Linked DNA regions of Homo sapiens: region 1 is linked to region 2. Evidence: chromatin contacts called from ENCODE Hi-C or POLR2A ChIA-PET data. All regions are on one chromosome and are shown on one strand. The core of a region is the stretch at or near the end of the contact, and the rest is flanking DNA. Distances in the headings are between cores, read along the strand shown.

What was found. A loop is a pair of places that touch in the nucleus more often than their neighbours do. ChIA-PET counts read pairs that join two places held with the same protein, here RNA polymerase II (POLR2A). Pooled maps may share reads with other maps.
Region 1: a map of CD8-positive, alpha-beta T cell shows a loop between it and region 2 (4-fold over the local background). The contact joins the promoter of INO80C here to the enhancer-like site in region 2. A Hi-C loop is called at or near these places in 3 of 168 maps with a recorded cell type or tissue (CD4-positive, alpha-beta memory T cell, CD8-positive, alpha-beta T cell and naive thymus-derived CD4-positive, alpha-beta T cell) and 10 of 50 pooled maps. POLR2A ChIA-PET finds 5 or more read pairs at or near these places in 1 of 52 experiments (activated naive CD4-positive, alpha-beta T cell).

Annotation. Positions count from the first base shown.
Region 1 is chr18:35,496,452-35,500,984 of GRCh38, reverse strand. INO80C (INO80 complex subunit C) reads left to right here and starts at 3,025. Exons shown (of 5, transcript NM_194281.4): 1 at 3,025-3,266. The coding sequence starts at 3,111. RefSeq lists enhancers at 2,848-3,117, 3,468-3,587, 3,858-4,007.
Region 2 is chr18:34,858,960-34,863,808 of GRCh38, reverse strand. The region is part of intron 16 of DTNA (dystrobrevin alpha); the gene reads right to left. Among named protein-coding and RNA genes, the nearest start is that of DTNA-AS1, 94 kb to the right of the region's middle. RefSeq lists enhancers at 3,028-3,157, 3,168-3,267 and a silencer at 3,870-4,164. Within about 2 kb of position 3,133, at least 6 of the 41 ENCODE cell types and tissues checked have a DNase peak (open chromatin) inside an H3K27ac peak, as active enhancers do; they include CD8-positive, alpha-beta T cell, where a contact is called at or near this core.

The DNA of each region.
Region 1 (4,533 bases), core at 1,776-4,275, 640 kb before region 2:
GCTAATTTTTGTATTTTTTTAGTAGAGACGAGGTTTCACCCATGTTGGCCAGGCTGGACTTGAACTCCTGACCTCAAGTGATCCACTCGCCTCGGCTTCCCAAAGTGTTGGGATTACAGACATGAGCCACCATACCTGGCCTTGGGTATGCATCTTTGGAGAAAGAGCCAGATAAAGGATGCAAATCTGAAAGTGGTCTGCATTTAGGTGGTAACTGAATCCGCAAGAAATGGTGCAATGGCTGGGGAGAGTATCAACTGAGAAGAGCAGAGGGCCTTGGACCAAGCACCAAGGAACTCTCAATATGTAAGGATTCTGTGCAAGAGTCTGGTTTCAAACCTGGCTGATCATTAGAATCACTTGGGAAACTTTTAAAATGTGAATCTACAGGAGCATGTGACTATATATTTTGAAAAACCTGTAGTAGCATTAGAGACCATTTGGTAACAGAAGACTGGCCAGGAAAGAGGAAAACAAAAAGATGGTGATGTTTCAGATACCAAGGGAAGAATTTCAGAAAGAAAGGAATCAGACAAGATCAGGCCTGAATTTAGTAACAGGAAACCAGATGGCGGTGCATCCACTTGTCTGACTCCTTAAAAGTAGGGAGTTGGTGTTTGAACTCAATAAGGGATGACAGGAAGCAGCCCAGCAGGTCCCCCTGTGCTCACGTGCACAGCGTGAGGACAGGGAAAGGGAAGGGGAAGGAAGGTGTGTCAGATGGCAGAAAGCTTTTCATTGGAAGTAGCATCTGAACTGAGGCAAAATGGATGGTAATCAGGCAAGGAGCTAAGCATTCCCAGGAGAGGAAATAATAGAAACAAAAATATGACAAGCTAAGAAAACATATACATTCTAGGAAATAGAGTTAGTCCTTGGCTGGAACACAAGGAATTAAGTGTTGGGAACCAAGCAACAGAATGGGGCACAGCCCAGTTGTTGTTGTTGTTGTTGTTGTTGTCGTTTTGAGGCGGAGTCTTGCTCTGTTGCCAGGCTGGAGTGCAGTGGCACGATCTCTGCTCACTGCAATCTCCCGGGTTCAAGCGATTCTCCTGCCTCAGCCTTCTGAGTAGCTGGGATTACAGGCGCATGCCACCATACTCAGCTAATTTTTGTATTTTTAGTAGAGACGAGGTTTCACCGTGTTGGACAGGATGGCCTTTATCTCCTGACCTTGTGATCTGCCCGCCTCAGCCTCTCAAAGTGTTGGGATTACAGGTGTGAGCCACCGCGCCCGGCCCAGAGCCCAGTCATTAAGGACCTTGTATGACAAGCCAAAACGTTCTTACCCTGAAGGTAAAAAAAAAATTTTACCCTGAAGGCAAAAGGGCCCTGAAGAATGTAAGAAAGTAAGTGGTATGATTATATTTGTAATTTAGAAATCCCATTCTGGCAGCCAGTGTGAAGGATGGTCTGGGGTCAGGAATGGATAAGGGAAAGATGGCGGCCGAAACGTCCATCTGGAGGCTGTTGCTGAGATGTAGACATGGGATACAGATTCACCAGGGCAGGAGCCGTGAAGGAGAGAAGCGAGCTGAGGAGGTGAGGAATGGGAGGAGGTGGGGACAGTAGAGTTTGCTTAGGTGACTGGCTTGTTGGAGGTGAGTCCTTGAGTTAAGGAATGAGGAAAAGACTAGCTTTAGATGAGGATAGGGATGGAGATGGGGTGTGGGAAAGAACATTTCAACACTGGTAGGCTTATTCCTTTCTCTAAAGGAAAAAATATGTCAGTAACAATATTGCAAGTTTCCCTAACTGCTCCTTCTCTCTCACCTCTAAGTCATTGTGCAGCCTGTTTATTTCAAATATCAAGACTCATATACATCAACTTCCTGTATTCAAACATAGTAGCTTCCACCAATCACTGCAGGGAGTTAGTTCATTCGTTAAATACATCATTAAAAATACTTATAATGCACCAATGACTTGCAAGGTACTGTGATTGGGGGGACTGATAAGTTAACAAGACATAACTGACCCTTCCCTCATACAGATTACATTCTAGCAGGAGCCAAAAAAGACATTAACCATCCGATTATAAATCATTTAGTTATATGATGTCGCAAAGGTTCTGTAAAAATATAGGGTAGAATGAGGCAAAGAACAAGGCGGGTAGGGGGACTCAGGTTCCTAAATAGGTTTTAGTAGATCTGTGACCTCCCTGAAATCTGTAAAATTTTGTCTGTGTCTGTATACATTTAATGGGGTGGTGGGGAGGTGGGGGTGTGCGGCAGGGATAGGAAGCACAGATTCCATGCTCAAGAGTCTGTGAATCCTAAGAGATTAAGAACCGGCCGGGCGTGGTGGCTTACGCCTGTAATCCCAGCACTTAGGGAGGCCGAGGCGGGCAGATCACCTGAGGTCGGGAGCTCGAGACCAGCCTGACCAACATGGAGAAACCCCGTCTCTACTAAAAATACAAAATTAGCCGGGCATGGTGGCACATGCCTGTGATCCCAGCTACTCGGGAGGCTGAGGCAGGAGAATCGCTTGAACCCGGGAGGCGGAGTTTGCAGTGAGCCGAGATCGCGCCATTGCACTCCAGCCTGGACAACAAGAGCGAAACTCCGTCTCAAATAAAAGAAAAAAAAAAAGGGAGAGATTAAGAACCACTCTACCCTTCATGTCCATTTGGGCGCTATTTATATACAAACCTTTTCCGCGTGGGAAGGCAGGGAGGGATAGAGGGAGAAGCCAGTAGCTTGGCGGTCTACTGAGAACGACCCCAGCTTTAGGCTTACAGACATCAAAAGTAATCACTCTTCTATATGAGAAAAGACAACACGCTCATTAATTTTTTAAAACGTAGTTACTTAAAAAGATTGGGAGATTTTCTATTCCTCTATCAATGGGGATTTCCAGGCACGTGCCCCACCCAAGGCCCACGCCCAGAGCGCCCGAGTGGCAGGACAACGCCCGCTGACATCTTCCCGTCCCGACGGCACAGGCTACTCCGAGCTCCGCCTTTTAGATTGCACCGAGAGAAGCCAGCTACAGCTTGGAGTCCAGGCCGGGTTTTCAAGCATCAAGACGGAAGTAACAGCGGAAAGGAAGTTCCAAGGCCCGCGCTGGGAAAAAGGTGGGGGGACCAGGGGAAGACTCGGAGTGCGATGGCGGCGCAAATTCCAATTGTGGCCACCACTTCCACTCCCGGAATAGTCCGGAACAGCAAGAAGAGGCCGGCCAGCCCTTCCCACAATGGCAGCAGCGGCGGGGGCTATGGCGCCAGTAAGAAGAAAAAAGCGTCCGCTTCCAGCTTTGCGCAGGTACGCAGTCGCGCTCCCAGGCTGCGCGTGCGCGTCGCGAAACGGGACTTGGCGGGGCGGAGCCGAGCCAGGGCGCGTGCGTAATGTGGGGCGCTGCGCGTGCGGTCTCCGTTGGGGTTGAAAGACGCTGCCCCGCGGAGTGAATGACTACTCTTTCCCTTCGTTTGGACACATGGGCTTACAACGCCTTGTGTTGTAAGGAGAGAAGAAGAAGTAGGGAGGTTATTACTGACTTAGTATTAATAGAAGGACTGCCTCTTCCCCTCGAGGTCGCCTTTAGCATGAGGTTCAGGACTAATGAGTGTCAGTCATTCAGAAATTTGCGTGTCTTCCCCTCGTCCATTCTGCAGACATCTACCCAGTGTCTTTGAGGCGCATAGCGCTGTAATGTCCTGCATGGATGAATACAAGATGTATTGATAAGTATGCTTTCTCTCATCCTGAGAAAAGTGCTTTTTTGACCCTGGGTTTCCCAATCCAAAGGCAGGTTTGGTCTTAACTCATGGGCTTGTTAAGGTTATGAAGTAATGAGTGTAAAGGCACTGAGCTCAGCGCCTGGCTCAGACGTCAGGGCCTCTGAACAATCTAGGTTCCGTAATTCCAGCAATGAATTTTCAGCAGGGAGTGGCTTGATTAGTGTTTTCTCTGGCTCCTGCATTTTATTCAAAGCAAAAAAGCAGAGATAGAGTGTGTTACTTTGTGCTCCTCAGCATATGGTGTGACACCACCGTTCACCCAGTCAGTCAGTGGCTGTTCTAGAAATCTTGTTCCTTCTTCTGTAGGTGATTGGTAGTGCTTTTTATTTTAACCTTTTAATATTAAATACTTTGCTATAGTAAGATTTACACAGAGTACAATGCACAAATTTTCAAGAATACTGGCTGAACCACAGATCTTCAAGAATCCTGTCTCACGCCTGTATCCCAGCACTTTGAGAGGCCAAGGTGAGAGGATTGCTTGAGGACAGGAGTTCGAGACCTGCTCCCCAACCCCCATCCAAATTTACAAATAGCTGGGCGTGATGGTGCACGCCTTTAGTCCCAACTACAAGAGCATCACTTAAGCCCAAGATTTCAAGGTTACAGCGAGCTATGATCGTGCCATTGCAGTCCAGCTTGGGCAACAGAGTGAGCCTATCGCAAACAAAACAAAACAAAACAAAACTACAGATCCAGTGCCCTTTTACATTTGTATACACCTATGGCCACTGCCTGGATCAAGATAGCATTTCTAAGAGCAGGTGACATTTTCCTGTCAGTACTGTCTT
Region 2 (4,849 bases), core at 1,884-4,383:
ACAGCTGGAAGTGTTTCTTTTGTTAGCAGTCATACTACATCAGAATTAAAGTCCTTTTAGATCTTTTGTTTCCTTCAGACCTTTCTACCCTGAATTAATCAACCATTGAATGAAATATTTTCTGAATGCTTACTATGTAGTGGGCCCTGTGATGTGCTATGGGGTCCCTTGAAACAAACAAAAACCAAATTGTCACTGAAAAAGGCAAATCTTCCAGATTCTCCAAATCTAAGAACCCTTTTGCAAATTCACAGAAAATATTGATTACCTTAGTATTTGGAAATATATTTAGAAAAGTACATTTGAAATCTTCAGCACCCATTGAGGTGTCTCTCAGAGGTGAGATATTAACAGCACGTAGATACAATCCATTTAAATTTTTGGGTTTGAGTTTGGTTTCATAAAGTGAAGTCAAAATAAAGGCATTTCTACATACTTGTTCAACAAGTGAAGATGATATATAAGGTTCATGCTTAATTTTGTTTTGTTTTACAGACCTTTTATTAAACTGTCAGCAAGAATGAAAACAACTAAGGACAATCTATACTCGATCATTTATGTTGACACTAAGAGGTACCAAAAAGATCTTTAAAGGGGGAAAGAAATGAAACAGTATGATGAGGAATGTTAATGGTTCACAATTCTGAAGTATATGTATACTTTCCAAATAAATTCCAAATCCATTACTGAATGATTATTACTGAATAAGTAATACATATAATTTTCCCATTGCCCCAAAGATTTCTGTTTGAGTTTGAAATATTCATACTTACATACTAAAACTGCATGGAAACTTTAAACATGTATGTATTAATGTATAAATGGATATGGCTAGTCTCAATGATAGCATATTAAATGAAACTATGACAAGAACTCTGCAACGAAAAACTGATGATATAAAAATGTCACAGTGAGCTAGGTCAATGACTCACTCAATTGAAAGATATTTTGTGGGAGGACAGGTTAGTGATATAAATGATACATTTCTATTTTTTTCTATTTTTTTTTAGAGACAAGGTCTCACTCTGTTGCCTACGCTGGAGTGCAGTGGCATAATCATAGCTGATTGTAACCTCAGTCTCCTGGGTTCAAGCAGTCCTCCGCCATCAGCCTCATGAGTAGCTGATACTACAGGCATGTGCCACCATGCCTGACTAATCTTTTTTTCTTTTTTAAGAGATGGTTTCTCACTATGTTGCCCAGGCTTGTCTTGAACTCCTGGCTACAAGAGCTCCTCCTGCCTCAGCCTCCTAAAGCAGTGGAGGACATTTCTAATTCACTTTCTTATAGGCTTCTTCTATAATGAATTATGAATTTAAAATTTATAAATATTTCACAATTCTTTTTGAATAAATTTATATTTTTAACTTTTTAACTATAAAATATAAATTTTTAAATTTATATTTTTAACTATTATTGCCACTTACAAGCAATCCTTACAAGAGTAAGGACTGCTTACTCTTGAAGCAATCTTTCTTTCAATTTCCTTTAAAATTGCTTCTTTTCTGAATCCAGAGGATGAGAAACATCATAATTTTATATGCTTTAATGGTATCTTATTTTAGTCTTTGTCTTCCTGGGTTGAAGCATTCTAATTTCAAAAGCCTTGCCCCATTCAAGAATATTCCTCAGTGACAAATTCAGGAGGTGTTCTTTCTCTTTCTCTTTTTTTTTTTTTTTTTTTGACCTTGTCTGTGTATGGTGTTCCAGGTACATCCACAGTAGTCTTTGGTACAAGAATAGATAATGTTTCTGATTTCTTTCCAGTTCTCTTCTTGATACTGTTCTGTAATTTTGGCCCTTTGGCCACAGAAACACTTTGGGAAGAGGGTTAAAGCAACCTTCTAAAACTGTAGGTGAGAAACACTAAGAGAAGCATTTAAAAACTATCAGAGAACGTTAACTGGTATTATTAGGTTGGTGCAAAAGTAACTGCGGTTTTTGCCATTAAGAGTAATGGCAAATTAATTTAGAATTAGTCAACACTAAAAAAATCTAATTGTACATTTATCTTACAGTAGTAATCTCTTAAAAATATGACATCGAATTCAATTAAAAATTAATTTAAGAGTGTCTTCATTCAATCTTCTCTAAGTTTCCACCAGCGTTTTCCAAATGTAGGTATAATAACAAATCTGTGGTGTAACCTCCACCTTCCAAGGAGAATGAGAAAACAAGACTAAATAGTGATTTTCCTTTCCTAGCACTACATGTATTCATCTCTAAAGAAGTGCCTTTATTCTGATAGTCTGTCAGATTATTTCTAATGTATATGTGTGTTAAAACCTACTTTCTTTTTTTTTTTTTTTTTTTTTTTTTTTTTGAGACGGAGTCTCGCTCAGTCGCCCAGGCTGGAGTGCAGTGGCGTGATCTCGGCTCACTGCAAGCTCCGCCTCCCGGGTTCACGCCATTCTCCTGTCTCAGCCTCTGCAGCAGCTGGGAGTACAGGTGCCTGCCACCACGCTCGGCTAATATTTTTGTATTTTTAGTAGAGACGGGGTTTCACTGTGTTAGCCAGGATGGTCTCGATCTCCTGACCTCGTGATCCGCCCGCCTCGCACTCCTAAAGTGCTGAGATGACAGGTGTGAGCCACCGCGCCCGGCCGTTAAAAGCTACTTTCTTTTAGAACAGTGTTAGAACAATTGTCAAAATTTTAATATGGGTTTATATTAAATACCATATATCAACATTAACTTTCCCGAATTGAAGATGGTATCATGGTTATACAAGATAATTTTTTTCTTAGGAAATATATACATAAATTACACACAATTATACAAATTTTTTTCTAAGAAAAAATTTCTCCTTATAAATCATATATAAGTACATAAATATATACACTAAGTGAAAGGTATGATATCTGCAACTTCTGTGTGACTTCTGTGAATCTCAGTTTCCTTATCCATTAAACGAGTAGAATAATACTGCCTATCTCCTAGGTTTGTTACAGTAATTTTACGGGACAGTGTATGTAGAGTTAGTATGCAGCAAAGCGTCAGATTAGCACATAGAAATGCCTATCATTCATATTCATTGTCACTTCTGGCTGTGACTCAGCTTTCAGTTTTCTTGTGGCGAAAGTGAAAAGGGAAAGGGAAACATGATCGTTGAGAAAGTTCATTGTGGTTTTAAGACAAAAATGAAAGTATGCATTAACGAAAAACAAAGCTCTGCCGTGCTCAGGTGTTAAAGTGTCTGAAGAGCAGAGCAAAGATAGAGCCTCCGGAAACATCCATGCAATCAACAGGAACTTGGTAAAATCCAAACATAGTCATAAAGAACTTGCTTCATTTCGTCTTTTTGTATGGAAGAAGAAAACAGGACTAATTCTGACAAGGGTTTCTGCAAAGAGGCATCTGTACTTACTATAAAAAGTATGACTCAGAGTTATAGATATACCTGGAACATAGTTGGCACCCAAACTGAAAGATGAAAAGAATGGGCTGGGCGCGGTGGCTCACGCCTGTAATTCCAGCACTTTGGGAGGCCGAGGCAGGTGGATCACGAGGTCAGGAGTTCAAGACTAGCCTGGCCAAGATGGTGAAACCCCGTCTCTCCAAAAAAAAAAAAAAAAAAAAAAAAAAAAACAAAAAATTAGCCGGGCGTGGTGGCACGCGCCTGTAATCCCAGCTACTCCGGAGGCTGAGGCAGAGAATTGCTTTAACCTGGAGGGGCAGAGGTTGCAGTGAGCCGAGATCGTGCCACTGCACTCCAGCCTGGGTGACAGAGTGAGACTCCATCTCAAACAAACAAACAAACAAACAAAAACAAAAAGAAAAGAATGTAATACTTCCCAACTACAGGTGCCTTGTGAAAGAACAGTATGATATTTATACGAGGGAATGTCTTTGAATTTATTTTTGTGTTGTTTGCCACATAAATACACTGGAATACCAGCCTTATTCAAGGCATGGTAAGAAGCTAGTCTGAAATGGAGCCCACAGCAAGACTCATTTTGCAGCGTGGGAGTAGTAGGAGAAACCACATTTCTTTTCCAAGGCCTGCTACTCCCTAGCTTCTGACTCTGAGAAGTGCACTGAAATGCAGCGGCAGAATCTGATTGAGTCAGGAGAATAGGGACTGGAGGCAGCGAAACTAAGGACGATTTGTACTGACTTCCTAGAACTGAATGGAAAGGAAAACCTCGCCTTTCCACACCCAAGTAACAAAAGGATCCGAGGCTACTCCCTTTGTATGGTGAGGCAGATGAATAATGGAAAGTACTTCTGATTGGTCCCCTCCTGCAACCAATCAAATGTTTGCATAGGATGTCACTTTGTAACTTCACTTCAGCCTCTGATTGGTCGCCTCCTGCAAGCAATCAGAGTGGTCCTGGGCCAAGTCCTCATTTACACAGGGTGTACCCAAATAACTAATGGGAAACCTCCATAGGGTATTTAAACCCCAGAAAACTCTGTAACTAGGGCTCTTGAACCGCTTACGGGAGCTGGCTCCTACTCTGTAGAGTGTACTTTCGTTTCAATAAATCTGCTTTCGTTGCTTCATTCTTTTGTTGCTTTGTTTGTGCGTTTTGTCCAATTCTTTATTCAAAATGCCAAGACCCTGGACAACTTCGTGGTCAAGACCCTTCACTGGTAACAAGATGACTTCTATAGTCCCTTCTAACTCAAGTATTTTATGATGACAGACTAAAGAAGACTAGGCTTTTATGTTCCTTTATAGTACAGGAAGGTGTGATGCCTATTTTTAAAGATCTGAATATAAAGAAAGATATTAGAGACCAAGACTTAGAGAAAATCAGACTCCTTTTATGAGTTAGGGGTAAATTTTTAAATTTAAAAACCTGTGATGTTTATTTAACTGATTATTTCTAAAAAGAGCTATGTT